2 separate regions of the Homo sapiens genome follow, and region 2 is linked to region 1. A link is a contact called in ENCODE Hi-C data. All regions are on one chromosome and are shown on one strand. The core of a region is the stretch at or near the end of the contact, and the rest is flanking DNA. Distances in the headings are between cores, read along the strand shown.

The links. A loop is a pair of places that touch in the nucleus more often than their neighbours do. Pooled maps may share reads with other maps.
Region 2: a loop to region 1 is called in a map of natural killer cell, with 5 times the contacts of the local background. The contact joins the enhancer-like site here to the promoter of AHI1 in region 1. A Hi-C loop is called at or near these places in 2 of 168 maps with a recorded cell type or tissue (naive thymus-derived CD4-positive, alpha-beta T cell and natural killer cell) and 6 of 50 pooled maps.

What each region holds. Positions count from the first base shown.
Region 1 is chr6:135,494,068-135,500,963 of GRCh38, reverse strand. AHI1 (Abelson helper integration site 1) reads left to right here and starts at 3,224. Exons shown (of 29, transcript NM_001134831.2): 1 at 3,224-3,381; 2 at 3,715-3,776; 3 at 5,066-5,150. It overlaps AHI1-DT (AHI1 divergent transcript), which reads right to left and starts at 3,163. Exons shown (of 6, transcript NR_152842.1): 1 at 2,964-3,163; 2 at 2,447-2,560. RefSeq lists silencers at 2,884-3,103, 3,454-3,513.
Region 2 is chr6:135,124,478-135,131,373 of GRCh38, reverse strand. No RefSeq gene overlaps it. Among named protein-coding and RNA genes, the nearest start is that of MYB, 53 kb to the left of the region's middle. Within about 2 kb of position 2,658, at least 3 of the 41 ENCODE cell types and tissues checked have a DNase peak (open chromatin) inside an H3K27ac peak, as active enhancers do; they include natural killer cell, where a contact is called at or near this core.

The sequences.
Region 1 (6,896 bases), core at 1,975-4,474:
ATGACTGCCAAATAATGATGTTTCTACATATAACACTGTCTACATTCATTACATTTAGTTGGCATTTTTATGTAAGGCAGAGCTTTTCTTTATCCTGATTTTTCAAAAAAATCATTTATTCATTTTAGTATGGGCTCAAATATTCCTATTTTATTTAGCGGACTATAATCCATTAACATTATATTGGTGCTCAGATTGACCCAGATGTGGCCAGTGGTGGCTCCTTCAAGCTGGCTTCTGTGACCTTTTGATATGTTTCTTCATTCTGTATTAACTTCCTTAACTTCTGGTGCAACAAGAATTTTCCAGGCTCCTGTTCTAAAATCAACCATTTCTCCAAGGGACCCAGTTACTTTTAGTGAATAATACTGTTCAGAAACCAAGATCTAGGCACATGTGCTCATTGCTTCTAGTATACCATTACTCTGAAACCCTTTCAGCAGATAGAGCTAGGAAGAGCATAATAGATAGATACGCACACACATACAGACATACTTTCCTCTATATTTATTTTTACATATGTTTATGTATATATTGAAAACTATGAGTTGACACTGACATATTCAATTCCAATTCAACATCACCACAAAGGTCACTGTGGAATTCTTCCTCTCTCAATTTGTAACGTCCTTCTCTGTCAGTGAGAAACCTGGCTCCCATTAGACCCAACATATTTATTTCCTCACTCCCCTTTCATGCTTGCCACCTCTTTACTTGCCAAGGGGAAGGCAAAACAGCTGGTCATCGTTTTTTATTATTTCTTATCATTCACTCTTCCATCCAATCAATCACTAAGTCCTGACATTTTTACCTCCTAAAAATTTCTCAAATTGGTCCATTTCTCTCCATTCTGATTTTTCTTAGCCTTGACCATGCCACCTTTGTCTCTTACATGGCTTACAGCAACGGCATCTTAAATGGTATTCCCAGATCTAGATTTGCTTCCTTCCTGTCTGTTCTCCACCCTGCAGCCAGAGTTATCTTTATGATATTAAAATTTGAAAATTTCACTCCATAAAATTCTATAGTGGTATTCCACTGACCAATACTGTCTGGGTCTCTTCATAGCTTGTTTAACTCTCTTGTTTTGTCTCCTCCAAAAGCCCCTAGTCTCATTCTCTACCTTTTAGTTAGCCAACTTGAACTTTTTTTTTTTTTCTTCCAGTTCTTGTATTATACCAAACTTTCTTGTAGTGAACACTATACGCCACCTTCTTCTACCTGGAAACCCTTCCTAACCTGGACAACTCTACACATTATTTTGGTCTTTACTTAAATGTCACTTCTGCTATGAAATATTCCCTGACCTCCCCCACCCCACTGCACCTCTGCATGCTACTGTAAATGGAGAAGCAAGAGATGATAACAGGGTTACACATCCGCTAGTCTGGGGATTGTATTCTGAAACTAACACCCTACTAAGAATGAGCAGTCAGAGTTATAACTTCCCTTTGGAAAAGCAGGTACTTAAATGCAGTTGTGAGGACAGATGAAAAGTACATAAAACACCTACAATGCATACCTCCTAGAAGGAGCTCAATATATGTTATCCATTATTCATTCAACAAATGTTCATGAAATGCCAACTATTTCATAGACACTGTGGTAGATGCTGGGGATAGAGAAAATACAAAGTAAACTATGAAACTATAGAATGAGCATCCAAAGTCTAATATATAGAATGAGTATCCGAAGTCTAATAGGGAGTAGGAGTGTTTGAAGGAGTCAGTCAACCTGCTTAAGATTCAAAGGATGGACAACATTTGGCTGTGATGCAGGAGTGTAAAAGGAGGAATTTTCAGGAAGAGAGGACAATATGAGTAAGGACGGGGCGTGAAAGGCTATGGATTGTTTTTCATGGTACACATAATTCAATGTTGCATAAAACTGCATGGTACACATGATTCAATATTGCATAAAATTGGAACAAGAAGCTAACGAGAGATGAAACTAGTCAGGGAGATGGAGAATCTTGTATCCTAGGCAAAGTAATCATTTTCTCTTACAGATTGCCTTTCAAAAATTTTCAGCAGGAGAGTGCCATTATCCGATTTACATTTTTAGTCAGGTCATTCTGATAGCAGTGTGGAGAATTTAAGAGTCAAACTGGAGTCAGAGAACTGGTAAAGGGCCCATCTGAGGAAGTTAAAAAGAGAGAATGGATATGCTTTGGCATAAGATGCATTTAGGATACTCTACTGTTCTTACTAAAACACTGGGAGGATTGTGGTGGCTTACAGCAAGATAGAAATCTAGGAGAGTATGTTTAGAACGGAAAGTTGAACAGCTCAGTTCGGTACGCATTGGATTAGTAATCTTTCTCGTTGCTTCCTCACAGGATTTAGGGAAGCACAAGACATATAGTTTGTAAGGTGTGGCAATGTCAGTAAGAATGGAAAAGCTGGCCTCCATAAACTCTTACTGTACAAATGAAGCAACAGCTTACAGCGGGTGGCTGTAGGTACAGGAAATGGCCTGTATTCACGAGTGTATTCACGAGTCCACGAGTAGCGCATCTAGTATTTTTCCAGCCCTGGTGACTCAGAGCTGAAGATGGCGCCTGTGGCAGAAATCAGAAAAGTGGGAGGGAGCATTAGGTGTAGAAAAGGATGGCGTTTTAACTTTTGTTTTGTTTTTCACACACAGGGAGATAGCTCTAAAGGAACAGTGGATAATTTTTTCTTAAAATTTTGTCTGTAGTACAACTTCATTTTCCACGCCTTAAAACCATGTTTTCTTTTGTGGGCGCGATCGCGTGGGGAGTGACAAATCTGTTTCTTTGCCTCATTCATTCATTTTCTTATTCTGGGCGGCTTCCATGACAGCCTCCCCAGTTTTCCTTTGCCCAGTCAGTTTTTCCCTGCGCTAGCTACAATTCTAAGGCGAAAAGAGCATTTTCGGAGGTGAGGGCGGGGAAAACTCAAGACTCTGTAGGGGCACCCGCGCATTTCCGGGTCCCTTACCGCTCCGAGTGGAGGAGACTGTTCCCGCTCGCGTGGCCGGGGAGGCGGGAGCCCCCTAAGTTCCCTGAAGCTCGCGCCCGCCTGCGGCCTGAGGGCCCCCGGGCAGGCGCCGCACGGCCCCTCCTCCTGGAAGAAGGCGGTGGAGGCGCGGGGACGGGGCCGCGGTCTTCGCCTAGAGCGCGGGACGCATCGGTCGCCATGGGAACGGCGGCGTAGGCAGGCGCTGACGTCAGCAGGCGGCGCGCTGTCCGCACTGCGGCACAGAGCCGCGGCTTGCTTTCAGGACACGGGTCGCTGGCGGGTTAGGTGGCTGCGTGGCCGCCTCACTTCGCGCACGCGCCGCTAGGCTGGGGGAGTTGATTTGCACTGCTCCGGGTGTCGGCTCCGGCGGGACGGGCGGTTCTGCGTACCCCTCTCCGTGAGTACATCATGGGTGCGCTGGTGGCGGGAGCGCGGGCCGGGGTGCTCGGCCTGCCCGGCCCTCTCCTGGGCGGCGTGTCGGGGCTGCTGGAGTCCGAGAGCGCGGAGGCTGATAGCGTAGTGACCGACGAGCGTGGGCCGGGTGTCCCGGGGGAATGCGATTTCTGAGAGTCCTCACCGTACTTTTGCGCTTCTTTCACTGGTCTCCGTGTCCCCGGAGAGTTGAGCATGGTGCTCTGATAGAGAATTCAATCTTTGCCTTTCCTACTCCCGATTCTTATTTAAATGCTTTTAAATCAGATGTGTACTGAGTGTGTTTATTTCCTTTTAGAGTGTCAACCTGGGGCTGAATCTTCAACCTGTCAAAGCCTTCTTAATTATGTCTGAGAAAAGGTGATCAATTTGTTATATTTATAAGAGCCAAATTATATTAATAGGGTTGTTTCGAGATGCATAAAAATAGAACAAAAATGTAGACCATTTAAGAATCCTTATCAAAGGTTGTGCTGCGTTTAGCATTCCTGTAAAAACATCTATTGTGAAAATAAAGCTTTCCCCTTTCTTTTGAGAAAGAGATGCCAACGATTTTTTCACCTGTTGCATTAACAGTTGCTGTTACTGCTTGGGCGTTAGGAGGAAGATTGCTTCTTATGAGTACTCTGGGAAATTTTTTAAAGAATGCTTGAAAGAAATTCAAATACCAAAAGTGTTTTTAAACCATACCTAGAATCTTGTTTATGAGGAATAATATTTATGAAGTTAGAATCTTGTTTACTTATGAAGAATCTTGTTGATTTATTCATTGAATTTTGTATACAGGATTTTTGTTTGTCTTTTTTTCCCTTGCGATAACATTTGGTTAAGGAGCGAATTATCAAGCCTCTCAGTTTTTTCTCCCAATGATATTGAGCCACATATTGGCTGATAATCAGGTTGTCTGTAAAATAAAATGAGATGAAATGTAATCCATTTAATTTTCCTGTGTAATATCTCTTAGACGCTCCTGTGAAAGGGTTTGTGAGGGAGAAGTTGTAAAATAATGGAATATATAAGAATCAGAGGTGTCTTTTAAAGTCCTATCTGATTTTTTGCAGAGGTTACTAATCAAATATTAGCCGTTAATTCTATCATGTTTGCTGTAGTACATATTAAGATTTAGAGATGGCTGAGCGCAGTGGGTCACGCCTGTAATCCTAGCACTTTGGGAGGCTAAAGTGGGTGGATCACTTGAGGTCAGGAGTTCAGTATCAGCCTGGCCAATGTTGGTGAAACCCCATCTCTACTAAAAATACAAAAATTAGCTGGGTGTGATGGCCCACACCTGTAGTCCCAGCTACCAGGGAGGCTGAGGCAGGTGAATTGCTTGAACCCAGGAGGCGGAGGCAGCAGTGAGCTGAGATTGTGCCACTGCACTCCAACCTGGGCAACAGAGCGAGACTCTGTCTCCAAAAAAAAAAAATTAGAGATGATTTCTGTACTGTATTTGCTGTGTTATCATTACATAATATTAGTATTTATTAGTTTAGTTGTGTATTAAGCTGTTAATAGTAAATAAGTATATGATTTATATATTTTATTTGTAATTATTTACTTATTTTTAATACAATAATAATGGACATAAAGTAATTTTATTGCAATGTACTGATTACTTTGCTTTTTGGTATTTTCTCTTCTCCTTACAGTACTAAAATAGGTGCCATTTTAAATTCCCAGACAAGGAAAAACCAAGGATTAGAAATTAAGTAGCTTGCCCAAGGCCACACATCAGTAAGTGGTGACACTAGAGCTCAAGCCTGAGTCTTTTTTACTCGCTTTGCTTTTGCTTCTCTTCACTTCGCTTCTCTCTTCTTCTCCTCTCTTTTCTTTCATAGTGGCAGATACATAACTATAAGAGAGCATTGGCTTGGTCCTCCAAAGCTAGCAGTTTGGTGGGAGTTACAGAACATTTTACCAGGGTGAAAATTCAAGGTTGAGGTAGAGGGAGCTACAAAGATTAAGGCACCCTGGAAGCACAGAAGAGAAGTTCTTAAATGCCCTTCAAGGTGAGAATGCTCTCTAGAGAAGATATCATTTGCCTTTAAAGGATAGTGAGGAGTTTGTTAGAGAGACAAAGGAGGAAGCACATTTTTCAGGGGAGGGGATATGTGTGTAATGATACAAAAGCAAGAGAGAACTTGGCACACGTGAAGGCCTGCAGGTAGTTTCACATGTCTGGAACACAGTGGATGTGTGAAGGGGACATTTCATAAATGGCCTTGGACCTCACTGGTAAGGACTTGATATTTTTTTCAATGTGCGATTGGGAGCTAGTGAAGAATTTTAAGCGAAGAAACGACACCATCACATTTGAATTTTAGAAAATTACACTAGTTGCTGTGTAGATGATGATTTTTTTTTTAAGGGAAAGGTGATAGCGGCGTGGAAACAATCTTAAAACAAAAAGCATAATCCTTCCACAGTGTTTTTGTCCCTCAGAGTTACTGTCTCATGTCACTGCCTTTGGGGGTGATGGGAAGACAGTTGGAAGAATTCTGTAAAGAATTGTCTACATGTCCCTTCTACAGGTGTCACCTTCCATTCATTCCTTAGCCCCAGCCTGCTAAGTTTCTGCCCCTCTATAAACAGCTTTGACACACGTGACTTCCTACTTGCAGATTCAGTGGACTTTCTTCAAAACCTCCAGCCCCTTTTGATGCCACACAGTATATAGGCAACATCTCCTTTAAAACTTGGGTTTGCTTCTGTAATGCTTCTATCTCCCAGTTTTTCACCTATCTCCCTGATTTTACTTTATATTGTAGGCTCACAGGATTCTCATTGGCTTTTTATTTTCTTGGAACTATCATATTTATAAATAACTCCCAAATCTTCAGCCTATTGTCTCCCTGCTGGATTAGTAGATTGCCTAACAAACATAATATGATTATATACGTAAACACACACACACGTGACAGTAATAACAGTTGTTGTTTTTGAAGGGCTTGCCATGTGCTAGGCATTGTGCCTAGTATTTTATTTGCATATTCTCATTTAATCTTTATAAAAACACTGTGAGTGATTTACTCTTATTATTGTGAAAGATTAGGAAGTTGATATCCATAGAGGTGAATCTGCTGGCAGATAGAACTGGTATTTGGATCCAAGGATCTGAAAATGGAGCTGATGCTTGTAGCTGCTCAGTGCCCTTCAGATACCCAACTCAACATGACCCATACTAAGCTCAGTGACTGCACCCTAACAACCTGTTACAGTTATAGCTAACATTTATTGTTGCTTCTTCTGTCTACGGTACTGTTCTAAATCATTTAACCCTTACAACAACCCTTTGAGTCGGCACTGGTAGGGTGTTTTTATAGATGAGGAAACAAAAGTCACGCAAGTGACTATGGAAACTAATTCTAGGACATGGATTTTAAACTACTGCCCTGTACTGCATTATATTACAGTGTAATGATACTACTAATCTACTTATTCTAGTTCTAGAAACATGGGAATTATCTCCGATTCTTTCTC
Region 2 (6,896 bases), core at 1,409-3,908, 370 kb after region 1:
GACTATAGACATGTGCCACCATACATGGCTTAGCTTTTTCATTTTTCATTAGAAATTCATAGTTTTTTTTTTTACATTTAGTTTGGGAATTTCAAAATTTAAATTATTGCATATAGTTATATTGTTATCACTTATCATAATAGGATAAAAATAAAGATATAAGCTAGTGCTTATATTCTATTTTCAGTTTCCTCATTTACAGAATATTACTGAATCTTGACATTTTCAGTCACCTGTAATCCTACTTCTTATTTAACTCAAAGATTTTTAAAAATCGATAAGAAAATAGTGGTTTATCCCATTTTTAAAGATAAGGTTAATTAGATTATTTCAATTCTGAATATTATTTTATGCCCACACGATGGCTGTGGGAGAGTATCATGCTGGGAATGGATGGTAATTGTCCATTTTAGTGCTATATAAAGCATCCGAATGAAGTTTAATACTGAAGTTATTAAAAGAGAGTCTTGATTCTATTCTGGGATTGAGTGTGGCCCTGAGGGCCAAAGAAATGGACATATGCATCTTGAATTATTGATTCCTTCCTACAGGGCGGGACTAGGGAGAGGAGTGGGTACCTCTGATTATTCTTTTTGCCTCAGGCTCCAATATGGTTTGGGAAGGCACTGATACTGATCTTACCTGCATTTAAAATTTTAATATTTTGTTCATCATGATTTTTTGTGTGTTAATTCAGATTTCTAAAATTATTCATTAGAATATTATTTCCCTGGATGACTTTGTTTTTTATGACACACCCCCCACAACCTTAAATTTGGTGCACAAGACAATTTTGTGCCTAGCCCTAGCCTGTTTTTCTGTATTTGCTGTTTCCCTAACTCTCGAGGGTAAGTATCATGGCCATCTCTGATTAGTTGAAATGCTTAGAACCTGAAACAGTACTCCACACAGAATAGATGTTTGTTAAGAGGTTAATGGTACCACTGATAGAGATTCGACACTTATGCAGGCCAGGTCCCTTCCAATGCAACGAGTCCAGCGATGTGGGCCAAGGAGTCATAACAATTTACTTCATGACCTTTCTCCCAAAAGGTAGGGACAGGCGGGCAGCACTCCCTGAGAATACTAGGCTCATTTACGAAGTCAAAGCATCTGCAGGACCATCTTGAATGTAGCCCCTATACTGTGAGAGTGGCCTGAGTCTACATGATGTACAATATAGAGGCTATGGAGCTAGATCACCTGGGTTTGCAGTTCAGCTGGCCCACTTAGCACTTGCAGGACTCTGGGTAAGTTGCACAACTGTTGTGCTAAGTTTCTTTCCCTATATCATGGGGATATTAAGAGTACCTGTCTCAGATTACATGCCTGTAATCCCAGCACTTTGGGAGGCTGAGGCGGGTGGATCATGAGGTCAGGAGTTTGAGACCAATCTGGCCAACATAGTGAAACCCTGTCTCTAATAAAAATACAAAAAATTAGCTGGGTATGGTGGTGTTTTTGCCTGTAATCCCAGCTACTCGAGAGGCTGAGGCAGGAGAATCGTGTGAACCTGGAGGTGGAGGTTGCAGTGAGGTGAGATTGCGCCATTACACTCCAGCCTGGGCGACCGTGTGGGCTTGAGACTCTGTCTCAAAAAAAAAAACAAAACAAAAAAAACAAAAAAGGAGTACCTGCCTCATGAGCTTTCTGTGAGGATGAAATGAATTAATGCATGTGTCTTTGAATAGGTTCCTTGGAAAACTGCCTAAGGCAAAAGCTTCTGTGTTAATTTTTTATTAGGGAGTGCAATCCCAGGAGGCAAGAGAGGGGAAAAGGAATGTAAGACAGGAGAGGAGGGAGAGCAAATACAGAGGGTGCATTGCGCTGCTGGCCCGTCTTCCTGATCACTTGGTCTCACAGAACTGCTCCAAGGCTGTATGAAAACATCTAGAAACAGGCCCTCAGAAAGGAGGAAGAGCAAGCTATTCATCTGTCGGCTCCTTCCTGTCTCCTTTCTTTCATAGGTCAAAGTAGACCTATGGAGTTGGAACTCCACCACCTGTAAGAGCTGCATTAGCTGGCCCTCTGGGCAGCTGCTAGGAAAACCAGAATCTCCACAAGGCCAGTCAAGCCAGTGTGCAGGTCCAGTGGTCTCTGTCAGTCACAGCCCTACATGGTGGCTCCTTCCTCTTTAGCTACAGCGGCTACGGCAGCTGTGGCTTCACAGCCACAGGAACAATCTGAGCTGTATTGTTGGAGCCTGGATTCTTCTAGATATTCTCAAACCTAGAAACTAGTTGCTGCTCCCTCAGCAAAGTTTTTTTGTATGTGTTTGAGGGACATATTTGTTTTTGGCTCTGCCTGGTCTCTCTGTCTCCTACACTGTCCTTGAGATCTTCAAATATCTTTTTTTTTTTTTTTTTTGGTCATTTGGAGCTCAACTCAAATGTCACCTTCTCAGAAAGGCCTTCCAATGATGGGTGTAACTTTCCTTGTTCTCAGACATAAAGAGATGCATGTATATCCTTCTTCCCTTAAACTCTTAACCCTGTTTTTAAAATGCATCTACTTTTGTCCCACAGATGAGGACATTTTATATTACAAGAGGAAAAGGCGAGAATCGGGGCCTGCGGCTCACTCTCACACTCTGCAGCCTGGCAGTTCACAGCCAAACCACAAATGGAACTAATGTCTCACTATTGGCTTCCCATCACATCTGACCTATTATGAATCAACCCCCTTTCCCTATCAATGTCAAAACTGGCTTGTTCAGGATGTGAAAAGATGTCATTTCTCTTCCTGTTTCTTTTTCATTCTCTTTAAAACAATTAAGGTTGACTTTGAAGTCTTGGCTTATAGTAAATTTAGTGCTGGCAGTGAAATTTGGAAAGAAAAATCAGCCACTTACAAATATAAAAGATGCTTTTTACTTTATTTCTTTCCACTTCATCTCTCTATGCCTCCCTCCTCATAGAACATGTGTATAGTAACCCCCACCCTGCCACCCTGGGCTACTACAAGCTCAGTTCTTTGTTCCAGGTAATTGTTCCTGGAATGGTTTCTAACCCTCTTTGGTCAACACATGCTAAGTTACTCACAAGGCTCGAGAATTCATATTTTGTGATAAAGATAATGTGTGATTATAAAATAAAAGATCTAATATTTCCATTATAATCACCCTCTAATTTAATTTAGGGTTCTTTCAGGACTTTTTTTTTCTTTTTCTCTGCTTTCTTATTTGATCCACTTCCAAGCAACTTCTGTATAAAGGATAATGGTCAGAACTGACACCTTAACTTAATAAATCCAGAAATAAACACTCTCATAATGGATTGAATTCCTTGGCTTCCATGCAGCACAATCGTCTGTCTGTTAAGCACTCAGTTCTTTTTTAAATTTTTAAAAAATTTTTTATTATTTCAATAATTTTGGGGGACAGGTGGTGTTTGGTTACATGGATAAGTTCTTTAGTGGTGATTTCTGAGATTTTGGTGCACCCATCACCTGAGCAGTGGACACTGTACCCAATGTGTAGTCTTTTATCCCCTACCCCTCTCCCATCCTTCCCCCCAAGTCCCTAGAATCCATTCTATCATTCTTATGCCTTAAGTCCTCATAGCTTAGCTCCCACATATGAGTGAGAACATATGATGTTTGGTTTGCCATTTCTGAGTTACTTCACTTAGAATAATGGTCTTCAACTCCATCCAGGTTGCTGCAAATGCCATTATTATTATTATTATTATTATTATTATTATTATTATTATTTGAGAAGGAGTTCTGCTCTTGTTGCCCGGGCTGGTGTGCAAAGGCATGATCTCAGTTCACCGCAACCTCTGCCTCCTGGGTTCAAGTGATTCTCCTGCCTCAGCCTCCCAAGTAGCTGGAATTACAAGCATGCGCCACTACGCCCAGCTAATTTTGTATTTTTAGTAGAGTCGGTGTTTCTCCATGTTGGTCAGGCTGGTCTCAAACTCCTGACCTCAGGTGATTTGCCCACCTCAGCCTCCCAAAGTGCTGGGATTAGAGACGTGAACCACCGCACCTGGCCTAAATTTCTTTAAGTTGGTTTTCACCTTTCTCTGATGTATCATTGAGTAGCTTAATAATCGACCTTCTGAATTCTTTATCTGACAATTCAGAGATTTCTTCTTGGTTTGGATCCATTGTTGGAGAGCTAGTGTGATCTTTTGGTGGTGTTATAGAACCTTGTTTCATCATATTACCAGAATTACTTTTCTGGTTCCTTCTCATTTAGGTGGACTGTTTCAGCAGAAAGATCTGGAACTCAAGCGCTGCTGCTCAGATTCTTTTGTCCCACATGATGATCCCTTAATATGGTCCCCTCCCCCTTCTCCTAGGGATAGGGCTTCCTGAAAGCCAGACTGCAGTGATTGTTATTGCCCTCCTGGGCCTAGCCACCCAGTAGCACTACTGGCCTTCAGGCTGGTGCTGAAGAGTGTCTGCAAAGAGTCCTGTGATGTGATCTGTCTTCAGTCTCCCAGCTGTGGATACCAGCACCTGCTCTAGTAGAGGTCGCAGGGGAGTGAAGTGTACTCTGGGAGTCCTTGGTGTAGTTTTGTTTAGTGTGCTGGTTTTCTTGAATGCTAGTTATGCTAGCAGTGAAGTTGTCATGTGGATGGACTCAGGACCTCTGGTTAGCCAGAGTGTTGCAGGCAGTGGAATTAGCTGTTGTTTTCTCCTTCTTTGGGACAGGGTTGTTCTGTTTTGAGTTGCTATAATGGCTTAGGTTTGTTGGCCTCCAGTCAGGAAGTGGCACTTTCCATACAGCACCAGCCGCAGTAGTAAAAGGGGGATATAATCTTGCCCTACATTGGCCAGAATGGGTCCTCGGGTGTCCCAGGTGATGGGCAGGGCCATAGAGCTCCCAAGAGCTTATGTCTTTTGTCTTCAGAGTTTTTCAGCTGTCTTGTGGCATTTACAGCAGCAAGCGCTGAACACTCACTTCTATGATGTCTTGACTGTGGTCAACCAGCGTCTGGTTGGACCCGGCCATTGAAGGGAATGCACAACCATGTGAAACAAGTCTCCTCACTTCAGAGCAGCTCCAGTGGTGAGAAAGGTCTTTGAATATTGAGCTGAAATCTACATCCTGTGACCCTGGCCCACTGTACTGGTTCACCTTATGAAACAGTGCTTCCGAAAGCACCCCCTGTGGTTCTCCTGGAAATGAAGTCTTTCCACCCTCCATGTGAGGCCCTTTGCATGACAGTTGGTGGTTGTGGAGCCCAGATCCCTGCTTTCATAAGCTTAAGTTTGAAGATCTGTGCTCCAAAGCTAAAGGGAATAATGAGGCCAATGCTTCTTTTGCATCCTAGTCCTTCAGATAGATGGAGACAGGTTATTGTTATCTCTTTGTTCCTCCATGTCATCTGTTCTCCAAACCGTTTCCCCAATTTTTCCAACTGCCCCTCATAGGAAATAGCTCCAAGTCTTATTCTCTTCAAACTATGTTTTATTATTAGCATTTGTCCTAAAATTTCATACTCAGAACTAAACATAGTGCTCCAACTGTGCCCTGAAAGAGGTTGGGGGGAAGGGTAAAGAATGGAAGTACTAGCCTTCCTTCTTAGAACAGATACCCTATTTCTTATAAGAGAAACCATTGATGAAATTAAACAAATTTCTTGGGTTCAAGATCTTCACTTAGCTATAGAAAATTTGGTCTAGAGAGAAACAGTTTAAATATAACTATGGAACTGCAAAGGAGAATACTGATGGGTTAGCCTGAGCACTGTGTATGGTAAAACCTCACTCATTACTCTGGGTTGCCGATTTAGAACTTTTGGTAGTTGGGATGGGGTTAAGATAAAGATTGTCTTTGGCTTATCTGTGTCAAGTGGATTTAGTAAGCAAAAAATGGTGTAAAAAGTTGCCAGGATATACTTAATTTATTTCAGAGAACACATTTTTTAAGTTTGGAATATGATATCATCTGTATTCTCTGTATGTATTCTCATTTTATATATGAATAAAGTAATTCTTGTTATTTATGAAAGCAAGTCTATGAGAGTATCTACTTGCTGGCACTCTTTTTGGCCTAAGAGGACATCATCGGATAGATATAAGACAATAAAATTTTATTTTTTTAAAGAATATCATATAATTCATAGCTTTCAGTAGTTTAGACTGGCCTCTTTCTCTGCCTGAGTTGAGTCAAAGTTAACTGCATGGAACACTTGGTAGACCAGCTAAGGGTCCTGACATAATTTATGATGTTTACATATTTTTCCTTCATATGGTAACTCAGTGGTTATTATTGTCTATATGAACGGGTACATCTAAAACTCAAACAAATAGAAGATAATTAGTGAATCTTTCCCAACAAGTCATGAATATTGAGCACAGGACTAGTGTGGAAGCAAACCACTGCAGAGTGGAGAACTACATCCTTCATTTATAGCTCCAAAATAACAGTAGACCCTGGTTTTTATGCGCCGTCTTTTTACAAATTATTTGTCTCTTCCTGATGACTCCTCTTCCTCCTTCCACCTCACTAGAGTTAGGGTTTGAATCTTAGTTTTCTCTGCCTAACTTTTTCTCTTTTGGAGAGTTCATTTCACTCTTATGGCTCTATCTCCACTTATCCTCCACCCCTGACTTCTTGATCTTTCTCTGTAACGCTATCCTCTGGACCAGCTGCTGCTATTTGATTTCGAGAGCAAAGTAAATGTTAATCAAGCATCCACTCTGTGGTCCTTCATATCAGTAATCTTATTTATCCTCATAATAAACTCTTGAGGTAGGCTGTGTTACTCCTGTTCAAATATGGGAAACCAGAAGCTTAGAAAATGATATTCAACGTTGTCTTAAACTCAACATTAGTTTGTGAGGATAATTTGATTATTGTCTGTCACTGCGAGGTCTTCATAATGTTTATAGACCATATCTGTGTTTGCTCAACAATTGTTTGTACTCTGCCTTGTAGACAG